Regions from separate parts of the Mus musculus genome. Here region 1 is linked to region 2. A link is a loop called in an ENCODE intact Hi-C map of the cell type or tissue named here. Cell type or tissue: left cerebral cortex. All regions are shown on one strand.

The links. A loop is a pair of places that touch in the nucleus more often than their neighbours do. Peaks named below come from ENCODE experiments on the same cell type or tissue, not always from the same donor. Only the 100,000 strongest peaks of a DNase experiment are listed, where the experiment ranks them.
Region 1: a loop joins it to region 2, with 2.7 times the contacts of the local background. A loop is called at or near these places in 1 of 42 quality-filtered maps.

What each region holds. Positions count from the first base shown.
Region 1 is chr1:16,251,083-16,259,082 of GRCm38, forward strand. All of the region lies in intron 12 of Stau2 (staufen double-stranded RNA binding protein 2), which reads right to left. Gm7568 (a long non-coding RNA gene) reads left to right here and starts at 2,451. Exons shown (of 3, transcript XR_003947750.1): 1 at 2,451-2,517; 2 at 2,749-2,963. In left cerebral cortex, a CTCF peak has its summit at 4,802; DNase peaks (open chromatin) are centred at 2,952, 4,918, 5,770 and 7,445; H3K27ac peaks cover 1,079 bases.
Region 2 is chr1:16,102,677-16,110,676 of GRCm38, forward strand. Rpl7 (ribosomal protein L7) reads right to left here and starts at 1,757. Exons shown (of 7, transcript NM_011291.5): 1 at 1,689-1,757; 2 at 834-1,008; 3 at 492-658; 4 at 16-153. The coding sequence starts at 1,702. It overlaps Rdh10 (retinol dehydrogenase 10 (all-trans)), which reads left to right and starts at 3,206. Exons shown (of 6, transcript NM_133832.3): 1 at 3,206-3,630; 2 at 5,119-5,354. The coding sequence starts at 3,342. In left cerebral cortex, CTCF peaks have their summits at 1,582, 2,444 and 3,111 (motif pointing right); DNase peaks (open chromatin) are centred at 1,168, 1,769, 2,157, 2,775 and 2 more places; H3K4me3 peaks cover 3,815 bases; H3K27ac peaks cover 2,514 bases.

The DNA.
Region 1 (8,000 bases), 150 kb after region 2:
TCTCCTTCTCCTTCTTCTTCTTTTCTCCTTCTCCTTCTCCTTCTTCTTCCTTCTCCTTCTCCTTCTCCTTCTCCTTCTCCTTCTCCTTCTCCTTCTCCTTCTCCTTCTCCTTCTTCTTCTTCTTCCTTCTCCTTCTCCTCCTCTTCTTCCTCCTCCTTCTCCACCTCCCCTTCCCCTCTTCCCCCCCTCCTCCCCCTCCTTCTTTTTAGTGGTTAGCAAGTATTATAAGAAGGGAAGCCACCTCCCCACAGGAGAGCAACACCTGTGACAGTTTATAAACTACAGTATCCATGAACTATTGTTGGTGGGTTTAAAGATAAGCATTTATCCCTGAGTCAGAGGGTAGCCCCCTCCTTGCATGTGTGCCTGTGACTGCAGCACACTGTGCGCTCCCCCACAGCACTGTGCTGTCCCATTTCCTCCCTTGGCTTCCTGTCTGTATCCAGTACACCTTCACTTAAGGCTTAACTATCCAGAAAAACACACCCATTCGGTTTTGTGGGCACCCAGGTCTGGAATTCATGAAAAAGGGGAGGCAAGAGGGTCAGTAGATTGGATCACCCTTAGCTATTCGATGAGTTCAGGGCCAGCTTGTTTATGGGAGAATTTGTCTTAAAAAACAAAAAAGGTATCCAAAATAAGTAAGCCCTGTCACCTATGAAATAGGACTATGTAGACTGTTTCTCCGGCTGGAAAGATGCACTGTGATAAGTGCTCACATCCAGGGGCCCTGAGCTTGGTTTGCAGGCCCCATGTCAGTTGGCTTACAACTCTAACCCCAGATCCAGAGAATCTAATGTCTTCCTCGCATCTTACAATCACCTGCCTGGACTAACAATTTTTTAATCTCTTAAAAAAAAAATAAAGGGAACAGAAAGTTGTTTCTCAATAAAGACCTAAAACAGGAATTCTCCCCAGCAGTCGGTCAGTAGCTACAAATCCAACACTTATCTACCATACCCGCTCTTTCACACTTACTCTGGTTAGCTCTTAAAATACTGCACATTCACAAAGTTTATTTTATTACACATGCCAGTTGACTGCAATATAACAGCCATCAAAAAAGCTAAAATTTTGCAGAGCCCTGAAGAACAATGTTTCAGGGCAGGGGGTACAGCTCAGTGATGCTGTGCTTGCCTAGCAGATCGAGACCCTGTCTTCCATCCCAACACCATCAAAAACATTTTTTCTTTGCAGATTATTTGTTTGCTTATTTCATTTTCAGATATAATTAAAAATATGTTCATTATAATATAAAAATTATTGAGTGGATTTACCTTCAACTTAGAATTTACTCTTGTTTTTAGATTAAATCATAAAATGAACTGAAATGATTTCTGATCTAGTTTTCTTTTTGTTGCTGTGATGAAAAAAACACTCTTGACTAAAGCAACTTAGGGGAGATAAAGATTTAAGTTCATAATTGAGGGACATCAGGGCAGGAACTTAAAGCAGAAACCATGGAGGAACATGGCTTGCCAGCTTGCTCACAGGCCCATGATTGGCTAGCTTTCTTGTAACAGCCCAGGACCACTTCCCTAGAGAATGGTGCGGCCCACAATGGGCATCTCCCACTAACATGCTCACCAGCCAGCCTATATAGGTAATTTCTCAATTGAGACTCCCTCCTCGAATCACTGTAGGCTGTGCCAAGTCGACAGCTAAAGCTAAGCAGGACAATTTCATCCCTAGATTGATGACTTATTTCTACTCTCAAACCCTGGCTGAGTGGCTGCAGTAGAGAAGGACTGGGAAGGTCAGGTGCTGTGGGCTGGGAGACTTAGGTCCCTTTGCCAGACACTCCACGCCAATTATGCACTGAACTGTAGACACTCTTCTTTCACATAATGATGACCATGACATCCATGTTGAGGCCTTACATTTGAATAGCACTTAGCACACACAATAACGCTTTTAAATGGAGACGAGTAAAAGTAGAAATCAAGGCAGTGCTACCAAGTACACACTTCTGAAGGCAATCCAAGGTTGCCCAGCCTTATATGGTACACTGTGGGCTAAGGGGGCGTGGCCTGTAAGTGTCTCCATACTCAGCTGCGTGTGTTGCTTATATGATTATAAAGCCAGCAGTGGGACTATGTCCTCCAAGGTGCAGTGACACAATGACTATACATTTCAGTCTGTGGTAGTGGGAAGTGGGTGTCTGTAGAAGGTGAAGGGTGGTGTCTTCAGGGTAGAGGACAAGTGGTATAGTAGGACCCAAAGTCCAGCTCACACTTACAGGATTCAGCTGTTGCTAAAGATGAAAACAGCCATATAACTCTTGGCACTGTGGAATTCTACGACACAAACCCCCTAGAAATGGTCATTCTAATGCTCACTCTCCCACAGGGCCACAGGTCACAGCTTACTGCTTGAACTACTTGGGCCAGCTCTACACTGCACTGTGATCCGTGGCAACCTAGCATAGTGATGTAACTGCAGGAGCAGCATTGTGGCATCAGTTTAGGCAACTGAGCAGCTCTGGGCTCTGCTCACATAGGACTCTCTTAGAGGCATGTATGTGTTAAGGGAAAGAGGCCCTGGGAGCCAGGAATGCAGGTCAGGGGCCAATGGCCATTGCATCTAGTGGCCTTACAACAGTGACAACTGAGTCTAACATTCTCAACCAGATTTACATTGGCAGAGAGGAGGGGGAGGGAGAGGGAAAGGGGGAAAGGGGGAGGGAGAGGTGGGGAGGGGGGAGGGAGAGGATACATATCCCTGATGGATTTGACAATCTCTATTCAGGGCAGATCAGAGCGAGCCAAACCAGGAATGGAAGTTCTCACAGTCACTACTGAGCCCAGGGACAGACCAAGGTAATCTACGGCTTTTCTGTGGCTATTCCCTTGCTTAGATGGCTCTTTTCTCCAGTCTTCGCCTGAAAAGAAAAAGCACTACCCGTGACTTAAGATCCAGCTAAGCTGTCACCTCTTCCCTGAAACACCCCCTCATCCCCTCGGGTGAGTCATTCTTTCCTTTGCACTCTCAGAAATCCTTACCTATGTACCTGTTATAGCTTTTTAATGTGAGGATACATGTGCCTGCATATCACTAGGCCAGTGGAATAAAAGGGGGGTATTATACCCCCAGCTTTAACATGAACTCAAGTTCAATAAATATTGAATGGCTAGATGCAGGTGAAAGGACAGATGAAAACCTAAGGCACAGTGCCTTAGTGTTAGCCAAGTCAAAATTCCCTGAACACACACACATGCACACATACACACACATACACACACACACACACATACACACACACACACACACATACACACACACACACACACACACACACACACACACACACACATATAATGGTTCAAAATCTGGATTCAATTCTGAAAGCAATCTGTGTGCTTGCAGGAAGACTATGATTCCACAGTGTGAACACTACTCACAACAGTCAGCTGTGTGGACAGCATGGGTTTTAATCTGCTCACAGTATGAACACTACTCACAATAGCAGGGTGGGTTTTAGTCTGCAGTCCCACATTATGGCACACTTAAAACCCCAAAGCTGAATGAAATATAAATAAACACACTATGTGAGACTATGCACAAAGGAAAATCTGAAATAATATGTGGTCTATTTAAAATAGGCCCCCACCATTGATACACAGGACTTTAAATAGAACCTACTTTACATAGGTGAGCCTAAATTAACCCAGGATAAGAAATGGAAGCTCTCATCTTGCATTCTGTTGAGAAAAAAAATTCACTAAAGTGTGCCCAAGTTATCAATCATCTATCCAGTTGGGGATCTTCTGAGTGCACAGTATAGTCTCTGCTTCAAAAACAATGAAAAAAAACAAGGAAGGCTGGGTAGGTGGGAGGTGGGAAGGGCAGTGCTCTTCCCAGCAGGAGCTGAAGGGGCTTGTGCGGCCCTAGCAGGGATGGGTATCAGGGATGGATACAAGGCCCAGAGGACTGTGGGAGCTTGGAGTTTTCTTCTGACCTTTGCTTATCACTCCTGTGGACACCTGTACTGGTAAAATTCTGTATTTTGGGTTTTTAATTTTTTGTGTTTTTGAGGCTGAGTCTTATGTAATTCAGGCTAGCTTTGAACATACAGTAATCCTCCTGTCTTAGTTTCCTAAGTTCTGTGGACATAGGCATGTAGGCTAGTACATCTAGCTAAAATTCTATATTTTTAGAGATAGTTGCACTTATTTTTTAATGATCTCTCTCTCTCTCTCTCTCTCTCTCTCTCTCTCTCTCTCTCTCACACACACACACACACACACACACACAATTCAGCTTTGAGGAGGGACTCTTACTGTGGCCCAAGCTAGCCTGGAGCTCACTGTACAGTCAACACTAGACTTGAATGAAGGGCAATTCTTCTGCCTTGGCCTCACAAGGGCTGGGATTTGGGTTTAGCTGCCATGACTGACACTCTTGTATTTTTTTTTTTATTACTAACTTTCCTTTATTTTATTTTATTTTATTTTTTCCTTTTTTTAAACTTTTTAAAAATTAGGTATTTTCTTCATTTACATTTTCAATGCTATCCCAAAAGTCCCCCATACCCTCCCCCCCACTCCCCTACCCACCCACTCCCACTTCTTGGCCCTGGTGTTTCTCCTGTACTGAGGTATATAAAGTTTGCAAGACCAAGGGGCCTCTCTTCCCAATGATGGCCGACTAGGCCATCTTCTGCTACATATGCAGCTAGAGACACGAGCTCCGGGGGGGGGGGGGGTACTGGTTAGTTCATATTGTTGTTCCACCTATAGGGTTGCAGTTCCCTTTAGCTCCTTGGGTGCTTTCTCTAGCTCCTCCACTGGGGGCCCTGTAATCCATCCAATAGCTGACTGTGAGCATCCACTTCTGTGTTTGCTAAGCCTCCGGCATAGTCTCACAAGAGACTGAGTCCTTTCAGCAAAATCTTGCTGGTGTATGCAATGGTGTCAGCGTTTGGAGGCTGATTATGGGATGGATCCCCGGGTATGGCAGTCAAACAAACACATTTTTTCGGCTCGTCTGCTAAGATAGAAACAGTAGGTGTTTGCTGAATTAAGATTAAAATACAGACATTCTAGTTAGCAATGGATCCTGTAGTGTACTCTATACTCCACGAACTAAGGTGCTTAAAGAATAACTCTGTCCTTGTCTTGGACACTGACAGGCATATAAGCTGGATCACTATGTGGTCTGATACCAGTTTTCCAATGGAAAAGGCAAGAATTTCAGAGATCTAGCCAAACCTATAAACACACAGAAAGAAATCATCCTCTACATGCCAGCCTGCAACACTGAGGCCACATCAGTGGTGTGGAGCTGTGCTGGGGCCAGGTAGGCTCCAGGCATTGCTGCCACCACAGCTCTCAGAGAGAAAAGCAGTCCTCTCTCTAGGGAGCCATTCAAACCTGGGCACTCTCACCTTTCCATCTGTAATGTTATCACCGAGATAAATATACTTCCCAGCCTAAGTCACTGGGTACAAAGAGGATATGCACCCACAGGTCCTTTAACTTGGGCTTGAAAGCTTTATCATAGTTTTCTCACGGATGTATCTATTTGATCTTCTTCTCTAAGGAAGTGACCTTATTTGGTCAGTTCTGTTAACATGTCCATCGGTAGATAATGCATGCAAGCCTCAGCCTTGGCCAGTGATGCTAACAGGCTGGAACTGTCTCCGATGGTTGAGCTGGGTGTTATTCTGGATCACAGCGCTGAGTGATCTCTGGGCCTAAAGAGAAGGGGAAGGGTACATGGAGGCTGACAGAGGTGGCATTCAGCACTATTCATTGAAGAAACACGTTTTTCATATTCTGAGAGCCAGCAGGCAGGCACACTAGGGCACATGAATGCCAGTCTGGTGGCAGCATGCCCACTCACACCTGCCTCTCGCACTTCATTTCTAAATTTGCTTTATAAATCTCTTTTCTGGGAACCTCATAGGTGGAACTACTATATAATTAAAATTCTCAGCTTTAATTCCATACACTAATATTGGATGGAGGAGTGACTTCGGGGACTTAGTCTTCATGATTAGGCAATCCAGCATCATAATAATGGATTCGAGTCTCCTGGTTTCTCTTTTGCCGCCAGTTCAGTATTATCCTGCAATACTCAGAAATAGTAATTTTACTTTTCTTCTCAGTATTCCAATACCTTTCACTTTATCAGCTCATCAGCTGATAGATCTGATGAGAGAGAGAGAGAGAGAGAGAGAGAGAGAGAGAGAGAGAGAGACTACTCAAAGCCTCTCCCACCCCAAGGAGAAAGTGGAAAAAACTGAGAACAACAATAAGTCCAGCAGCTTTAGCATTTTCTTTAAAACAAAATAAAAAATACACTAACTTGACTATTATCTAAGCTGTCAAACAGTGATGTGTTCTGAACCTTCAGGACAAAGACATAAGAAAGCTGTTTCTTGATGCACAAATCTGGTTCCTATATGATGTTCAAGGAGGAAACCAGAACTTTATCCAGATGGATCAGAACCAAATGGTATATAGTGAGCTCTGAGCACAGAGAGATCAGGAGGAAGTTGATGCTGGCCAGTGGGTGGATGGCATTGGAGAAGGGCAATAATGCTTGACATTAATTATATATTATCCCACCCGATCCTGGTCAGGGCATATGCCAAGTTCTTACATTCCTGTGGCCAGGAAACAGGGCCACACTAGAGTTTCATGGAAAACAACAGTGTGACCTAAAAATGTTCCGATCACCCAGCTCTGACTACATCTCCAACCTAATGACTTGAGAGAACAGAGGCCAGCTTTTTTTAAACTAATCGTATTTGGAGTGGTTTTTTTTTTTAATTTTAAGGAAATTTCCAAAATTAATTTTTCTCTAACTTCAATGACAGTTGACTTAATGTTAACCCAGCAAGGTTATTGGATTACTGAAGTAGAGTTGGAGATAACATTTGACGGACACCTCAGGTATACCCAGTGCTTTTACTTGGCAAGTAGAGAGGCTCATTTGTGATGACAGTTTTAATTCACAACAAACACGGAGAATGGAAGCTGCTTATGATAGGCTTTTAAAATTGTATTTGTACTGAAGGCATGCCTTCCAGTCTATAGAAATCATTTTAGAGATGTCTTCCATATAGGAATCCAAAACTCTTGACATGGATCCTGAAAGCTACTTGAATGGCCTGGCATTTTCAAGGGAACTTTGAGCAGCTGGGATATTTTTGGAGATGCACCTACACCCTCCCCTCTTCCAAGAAGCAGAGCTTTCCCTAACAAGTCAGCTCTAGATAGGGTGAGTCCCTGGGCCAGGATCTCAAACAGCAACCCCACCACGTGTAGGGTTGCCACTGAAATCCAAGCTGAATCCCAAGCTCAGGCAACTCTGACCCCACATACTGTCACATCCCACACAGGTTGCTATCATCACACCTACAGTGCTGACACAATACCCAGTGGCTTGTTACTAAGGGCCCTGGTATGCTGCCAAATCTATGCATTCAGTAGGAATTTCCAAAACATAATTGGGGCATACTCTTCCTTGCTTTGGCATCCATGCAGCTCAATGTGGGCGGTGTCCCTGAGAGGAGCAGCTTCCAGGAAGCAGCTCCTCTGTGAGGCTCCCATCCTGAGTACATAGAGATCACAGAAATACCACGAGCGTATACAGCCCCTGATGGGATGTTTCTCTTATCAGATCATTCACACAGGTCAGCATGGTGCATCACTTTGTTCCTCTTCTCAGAAGCGCTGCCAACCCAGGGTCGTCCCAAGCCCAGTTTATATCGTCAAGGTCCTCAGCGTCTTAGAACAGTGTCTTATTAAAATACTCTGTGTCTGGAAGACACCCCATGTCCTCTTTGTGCTTGGAGTGCTAGTTGTCACTATGCTTAACCAAAAGAAAACTAGAAGGGTGTGGGAACAGGGGCACTGTTGTTGTCTTAGGGTTTCTATTGCTGTGACAAAACACCACGACCAAAAAGCGAGTTGGGAAGAAAAGGGTTATTTGGCTGAACGCTTCCATATTGTACTCCATCACTGAAGGCAGTCAGGACAGAAACTCAAGCA
Region 2 (8,000 bases):
AGACAGAAAACTCACCCCCATGCAATGTATGGCTCCACAATCCGCAGCATGTTAATTGAAGCCTTGTTGAGCTTAACAAAGGTGCCATTGAAGATCTGTCGAAGACGAAGGAGCTGCAGAACCTTACGAACCTTTGGGCTTACTCCATTGATACTGCCAGAGAAAAAAAATAGATCCATACAGCTTTTATTGTAATTTTAAGTAATACAAAACTTAGTCACCACATAGTATGTGTGTGTAATCTCAACACGCTATCACTACTAGCTTGCCTTCTCTTGATTCCTGTTTTATCATAAAAGATGACTGAATGATACTAAGTAAACTGTTTTTAAGCTCTTAGACAACTACAGGACACTGAAATGCAGTCAGAGCAAGCAGCTTAGGCACAGGTTTCACAAACAACTTCCCGCCCCCCGTAATTCTCGGCCCCCTTCCTAAGGGCAGGCACAATACAGCCATTGCTGCCAGAACACGATGCAAAGTGAACTCACCCTCGAATTCTGATGACAAAGGCCAGCTTTGGTTCTGCGGGCACATAGAAGTTGCCAGCTTTCCTTGCCATCCTGGCCATCCGAATCTCAGTGCGGTACATCTGCCTGTACTCCTTGTGATAGTGCTTTGCCTTCTCATAGATGAGCTTCCTCCTTGCCTTTCGAAGCTGAAAAACCAATGGCCAGTCAGTCATAATTCTTGGCTCTGAAACAGAGCACAGCATCAGTTTTATACAAGGATGACTTGAGAATATCAAACCAGGAAGATCTCTCTTCAATCTCACCCCACGCTCAGTCCCAATAAGCTCCCTGGCCCACTAAAGACCTCCAAAGTTTACTTACTGTCTTCAGGGCAAACTTCTTCCTCAGGCGCTTCACCTTCAACTCTGCGAAATTCCTTCGCTTTTTCTTGAGGGTTTCTGGCACAGCGGGAACCTTTTTCTTGAGAGTTTTTGGCCCAGCAGGAACCTTTTTCTTAAGGGTTCCTGGCACAGTGGCAACCTTCTTTTTCTTCTCTCTGTTGTTTGTAGAGAATTACTAGTAGGTCAAAAAACTTCCTGGTGATGTATCACACACACTAGGTGCTCAGAACTACGTTAAAACTGTCACCCACTCAAACCGGCAGCATCTAGCATCTCCGTCGTTCCCGAAAGCTCTACTGGAGATGCAGCGTTCATGCCCACAACCTTCACGTTATACACACCTTACTTAAAGGTAAACATGTATGACATTAAAGAGATTTATGCCTAACCCCAGCCATCAGTCCTGGCCTGTGAATTGTTACAAGTTGTCAAGTCACACTGAAAAAACTGTACTGCACACTTTTTGGGTTCCAGGACTCACTGATCCTCGATCAAGTCTCAAGCTCCATATGCAGGAGGCTGCCGGTAAGCAGCCGGCTAAGATAACTTTAGCTACAAAGGATCTCGTTCCATGATTCCGCGGAATACATTCTACCGAAGAACGGACCTCCGCCCAAGTAGCCGGATCCGCAGTCTGCCCTCAGTTTGCTCCTGGTACTGCCAAGGCCTCCGCGCGGAGGCCCCCCGCACTCCCTCCTAGTACCACACGGCGTCACAAACACCCAGACAGGCAGGCAGTGGTTCCAGGCTACACTCAGATACAGGAAAAGTGAGACAAAATGCCTCTAGTTTGGGGGATGGAGAAGGATTCTGGGGGAGAGAAGAATCGACTTACGGAACAGCCTCCATGGTTCCAGCCGGAAAAGAAGAGAGAAAGGTGGCGCATGCGCACTGTCTCCTTAAAGGTCTCAGGGCGCGAAGCCCCACGCCTTATAGCTGTCCTGAGATAAGCCGGAAAATAATCTAGAATTGAGATTTTTGCACTTTGCTGGCGCAAAATGAACAGCTTGGCTTAGTCACGGCCAGCCAACTTTATGGTAAAACTCATCGGAAAACAAATGCACTGAATACATTTTTTTTTTTTTTTTTTTTTTTTTTAATGAATAGAGTGGGGACACCTCGTCAGCTCTGGGCTTAATTTCTCCAGGTTGCGTTGACAACCCTAGGGTCAGGCTCTGCGGAATTCGTTGGACCCAAAAGGCATGTTCAGGGATGTGAACTACAAGTCCCAGCATGCGTCGCTGCATAACCCGCGGGGCTGGAGGGCGACGTTGACCGACACTCTGGGCAGCCTTCGCGGCGGTGATTCCCATTAGGCTCACTAGAGTATGAGGCTTCACGTCCTCAGCGGCTAGCTGAGCTATGAAATCACTGTCTGTCACCTCCTCCGGCTCTCTGCGGCCCGTGGCCACGCAGCCCTGCTCCCCCACCTCGGCTGCGCTGCCGAGGTCCTTTTTCCGCCCGACTGCCGGGCTGTCTTCCGCAGCGCCTGATCATCGGCCGCCAGGTCCACAGTCCCTCGGTTGGCGAAAGCAGCGAGACCGGGAAGAGTGATGACCCGAAGGTCCGAGGAGGATGGGGGGGTTCGCTGCTGCGGGACCCGGCAGGCGCAAGCCACGGCGACCCTCAGCAGGGGGCGTGAGCCGCGAAGAGTGGCACGACGAGGGCGGGAGCCTTCGGCCGCGGTCGTGGAAGAGGGGCTGCCCCGCGCGGTGGGGCGGCCGGCGGGAGGGCGAGCGGGGAGGGGAGGCTGGGCCGGGGGCGGGGTGCGACCGGGGGCGGGGAGGGCCGAGCTGAGGGAGGGCCGATGCCACTGCAGCGGCCGGCGCTTCCCGGCGGTGGGTTATATAGCGCGGAGTGTGGAGCTACCTCAGAGCCGGCTGGGAACGCTCAGACGCTGCGGGGCCCCGTGCCCGAGTGACAGCGGCGCGAGTGCAGGGCAGGGGACCCGAGTCGCGCTGGCAGCTCGAGCGGTTGGCAGCCCTCGCGTGCGCCCCGCAAGTCGGCCCTTCCCGGCGCTGCCCGCACCCTCCCGCAACTTGAGTCAAGTTGACAACTCCCGCGTCCCGACGCATCCGCTCGGCGCACCCCTGTCCTAGGAAGACGGGGAGCCGCTGCAGCAGCGCCGGGGACGTTCGGGCGGCGGCGGCTTGGCCATGAGGGCAGCGCGCGTCGCCTAACTCGCGGCTGTCACCGCCGCTGCAGCGGGACTGGACGGACGGACGGACGCTGTGGGACAAACAGGCGGCCGCCAGCAGGAGGCGCCGAGCCGGGAGCAGCGGCAGGCACAGCCCGTGGCCACTGCGCCGAGCCCGGGCGGAACTGGCCCCGCGCAATTCAGCCCCGCAGCACCTCGGGGGCGGACTCCGGGCGCAGCCTTCGCGTCCGGATCGCGGTGACAAGCGCCTCCGGGGCCAGGAGCTGGGCTGTCTGGCGCAGGGAGAGTGAGGACACGGTGCTGGGCTGCTGCGGGACCCGGGGCGTCGCGATGAACATCGTAGTGGAGTTCTTCGTGGTCACTTTCAAAGTGCTGTGGGCGTTCGTGCTGGCCGCGGCGCGCTGGCTGGTGCGGCCCAAGGAGAAGAGCGTGGCCGGCCAGGTGTGCCTCATCACGGGCGCGGGCAGCGGCCTGGGCCGCCTCTTTGCTCTCGAGTTCGCCCGGCGCCGGGCGCTGCTGGTTCTCTGGGACATCAACACGCAGAGCAATGAGGAGACCGCAGGCATGGTTCGCCACATCTACCGGGACCTGGAGGCGGCCGACGCTGCTGCTCTGCAAGGTAATGCCTGTGTATTGTTGAGTCAAACATCTCCCCAGCCCGGAGGGTCTCCACTGCCTAGTGTCATGGGCAGCCTCGCTCTCCCGGAAAGGAACACCCCGCTGGTCTTCTGGAAGGCGAGTGGAATTTGCCCCTTGATAAGAGAGCAAGGTTTTCTGTGTTAGAAGACTGAAAGCGTGCAAAACATAGGAGATCCTGTTTCTTCGGTCCCAAGCTGAGGTTTCCTAAACTCTGCGAGTAGTGTAAGACAGGGGGAACTTGCTACCGCAGGTTTGGGTCCAAAAGTAATTTCTCAGTCTGATTTGCATGTGGCATGATGGGAAGATAGAGAGTCTTGAGAAGTTGTTTCCACAGTGGACTGAAACAGTTATCTGTTTCTGTGAGGTCTGAGCTGCTTAGACTTGGGCGCTATAGATCCTTTCACTATAACTTTAGCTCCTGGAAAATAATTACATTGTTTCCCCAGCCTTAAGTAAGTGCTTTAGTTACTAACCCTGAGTAAATATGAGTGCTTCCCTTCCTCTTGAGAAAGTGCTTTCTCTCGCCCCCCCCCGCCCCCCCCCCGCCTTTTGCAAAATTTCTCTCATGATTTGGAGGCACCCCAATCTACATCTTATGTGTTTAACAATTAGTTTGCGCCTGAAACTTTTTTAAAGCCTAAGTAGAGATCATGACCCACTATAGATACTGTTCTAGGAAAATTGGTGGCTAAATTGACTTGGGCTCCATTCTCCCATATACCTGTCATTTGTTACCAAACTTACCAGAAGCTGTGTGTTTTATGTAAGGTTCAAAATGTTACATTTTCAAAGCTAGTGTGGAGAGGCAACAAATTTGGGCATTTGTGCTCCCTACCCAATCTTAAAAGCAATGCTTTAGAGAAGAGATTTTGATTTCGATGCTGTTTGGACTCTAATGTGGTACACTTGCATATTATTAACCTCTAAACTTTATCTGTGAGATTAATTCTTAGGGGAATCAGTTTAAAATTAAACCAGTGACTTGCATTCTTTCATTAGAAACTGCTCATTCATTGCTTGGCTTTGAATGAGTTTAGATTGTTGCTTACAGTTTGGATTTGTGAGCCTTAAAGTGAATTTCTGTTTTGAGAGCAGAGCTCTCTCTGGCCACCAGCTTCCTCCCCACCCCCATCTGCAATGTGTGTTATTCTCTGGGCTGAGATCAGTTCTTTGCAGGTGTCTAGCTCCAGCAAGTTGATCCCATGTGGTCTACTTGTATTGGACTTGCCACAATTACATGACTTTCCCCTAAGCAAGGTTGTCCAGTAAATTGCTGTAATTCCCAAAGACTTTCAGGGGAGGAAGGCAGCTGTAAGCTGAATTATTGGCAGGCATTACAGTGTTAGAAATTTGAAGCTCACTGTAGTATTTTGCTTTGTATGATTTCTCTCCTACTGACTGCCTTGTGGCTCACTTTCTGCAACCCTTCTTTCTTTCATTCTCCCCTCATCCGGACTTCTGAGGACAGCTGGAAAAGGTGAGGAGGAAATCCTGCCCCCGTGTAACTTACAGGTTTTTACCTACACTTGTGACGTGGGGAAGAGAGAGAATGTCTACCTGACAGCTGAAAGGGTCCGCAAGGAGGTTGGCGAGGTCTCGGTCCTGGTCAATAATGCTGGTGTGGTTTCTGGACATCACCTTCTGGAATGTCCTGATGAGCTCATTGAAAGAACCATGATGGTCAACTGCCACGCACACTTCTGGGTAAATATAAACATCTTTGTTTTTGTTCCCTGGACCCTCCTCAATGAAAAGGCTGGGAAGAGGAGCACATGCCAGCATGGAAGCCATCTCAGTCTTCTGCATGAGATGCCTGTCTAATGAGCTGTCCCCACATGCTGGGTTACAATGTCTGATGAGAATTTTAAACTGCTCCTCTTTCAGTATTTCTTAAGAAGGCAGAAATTGACTATGGGAACTAGTTTGAAAGATTGCTGTAAAAATAACAAGAGGGAGTATAAACCCTAGTTTTGTTTATTTAGCTTTCTGTTGAGTTTATAAAACCCTGGTTCTTATGAATTCGTAAAGTCAGGGGTTAGGCTTCCAAACTACTGCTCAGCCACATTTTAGAAAGTCCTAGACATCTGAGATCAGCATCTGTGGTTCATTGGGAGTGATTAGGCCACCCTGGCAGCTACTTACCATCCACCAGCCATCCACACTGTTCAGGTGGTGGGCATCTCAGAACTTTGTAGGCTCACCCTCTCTTGAATGAGGAGTCATCTTGAAAGGACAGGGGACTTAGGAGGTCTGGCGAGCCATGAACTATGCAAAAGGCAAACTATGTTTGCCTTTAGCTCTTGGAGCTCCTGCAGCATCCAGGGGTGGGGAGGGTCTTCTGTTGCCAGAGGGCTACCATAACACCAGCGTTTTAGCTAGATTGTCAGTCAAGGTAGATGTGAAGTTTCCCCTTTAATTCTGTGCATGCAGTGTTGATCCATTTTATACTTTTTCCTTTTTATTATTTTCCCTTTACTTATATAGACAGAAAAGTAATCCAGTAAAAGGGATAGGGAGGACTGGGGTAGCTCACTGGCAGAGTGCTAACCGAATATGTGCATGCCTTGGGTTACATTCCTAGCACCGAGGGGCAGAGGAAGAGAAGGTAGAGGATAGCATTATACTCTCATAGGCAGAGACATCATCTCATAGAAGTCAACAAAGAACTGTTTCTCCTAAATAGGTCACATTAAACCTCATTAATTTTTAAGCTACTGCTTAAAAACTTAATCTGGCTTTGGAAGTGTTCAGACGTCACTTATCCAGTATCAGGCCTCTTCTCTGGTCCTGCGTGAAGCTTATCCTAATGTTTTATTTGGAAACGCAAGCTTTATATAGTTTATTTCCAAGCTTCTAGAAATAAACATATGAATAAGCTGAGGTCTCTGGTCAAGGCTTTTTTTTTTTTTTTTAAATGAATAAGATCACCATACACAGGAGGGACAAGCACACGTGTACTCGGTGTGCGGTAGATGAATTGAGCAACAGACAAGCTTTTTGCTGCTGCAAGAACAGTCATTATGTGTCACAGCCAACTGAATGGACCTGACAGGACAACTTGTCAACAATACTATATGTTTATAATTCTGAATAATAGGTCTGGCCCTTGCTTGGGCCAGTGGTGGCCACACACACCCTTAACCTCAGCACTCAGGAGACAGAGGCAGCTGAATCTATGAGTCAAGGTTAGTCTGCTAACACAGTGAATTCCAGGGCTACAATAGCAGGACCCTGTCTCCAAAACAAACAAGTCTCGGGGAGAGTATTGCTTCCATTTTTGAGATGTGGTTGAGCTGCCATGCTGATTCCAGTTGACTTGTCAGTCTTAAAAACCTATGCAACCATTAGAAGGTTAGTATGAGCCAGAGACACGGATTTTTATTTCCTCAACCTTTGTCTGAGATGGTGCGAGGTTTCCTAACTATAAACTTTTACCCTCACAAAGTTCCCTCAAGTTTCACCATCTTGACTGTTCTGTGCAAAATTATTTTGATAACTTATAAAAATGTAAATATATCCAGGTTTTTTAAAAAAAAAATCTATTTTATGTATAGGAGTACACTGCAGCTGTCTTTAGATACTCCAGAAGAGGGCATCAGATCCCATTACAGATGGTTGTGAGCTACCCACGTGGTTGCTGGGAATTGAACTCAGGACCTCAGGAAGAACAATCAGTGCTCTTAACCACTGAGCCATCTCTCCAGCCCCTATATCCAGGTTTTTAAAGAAGCCATATAGCCTTCAGTTCAATACCATAGAGCAGTAGCAAATCTTCTCTAGACATTCTATGAAATAAGTGCTGATTTAGAGTGTTAAGAAAAAAAATCTACAGCCTCCTGTGAATGGATGCAGGTTGTACAAGTTCGTCGTTGGGTCTTTTCCTAACATAAGGAAGGACTTGCATCAATTCTTACTCTGGATCGTGTACCAAGGGTGAGCTGCACCTTCCTACCCTCGTCACTGAGCTTTGAGAAGTTGCTTAACCACACAATTTAGGGAGTTCTTGGAAGCCTGGTTCCTAATGACATCACTTTGTATTAAACTATGGGAGGCTCCTGAATTCTCCAGCTGTTTTTCCCCTAAGCATCTAAACTTAAGATTTTATTTTCAATATTGAGTCAGAAAATTCATTTTAGCATTGGAATTTCTGACTTTTTGCCAAGACTTAAGAAACCTTTGGAGAAGTTGAGCGTTAGCAGCTAGAACATAAAAGGCTGTTTTTCCTTTTGAAGGTGGTTGCCCTAGGGTTAGGCGGTATTGCCGAGCACCGCTCCAATTCACCTTCCCTTCTAGTTTCTCTTAGTTGAAAATGCTAGTGGTATGTTTTCAAAGATGTGTTGCCTTGGCTTC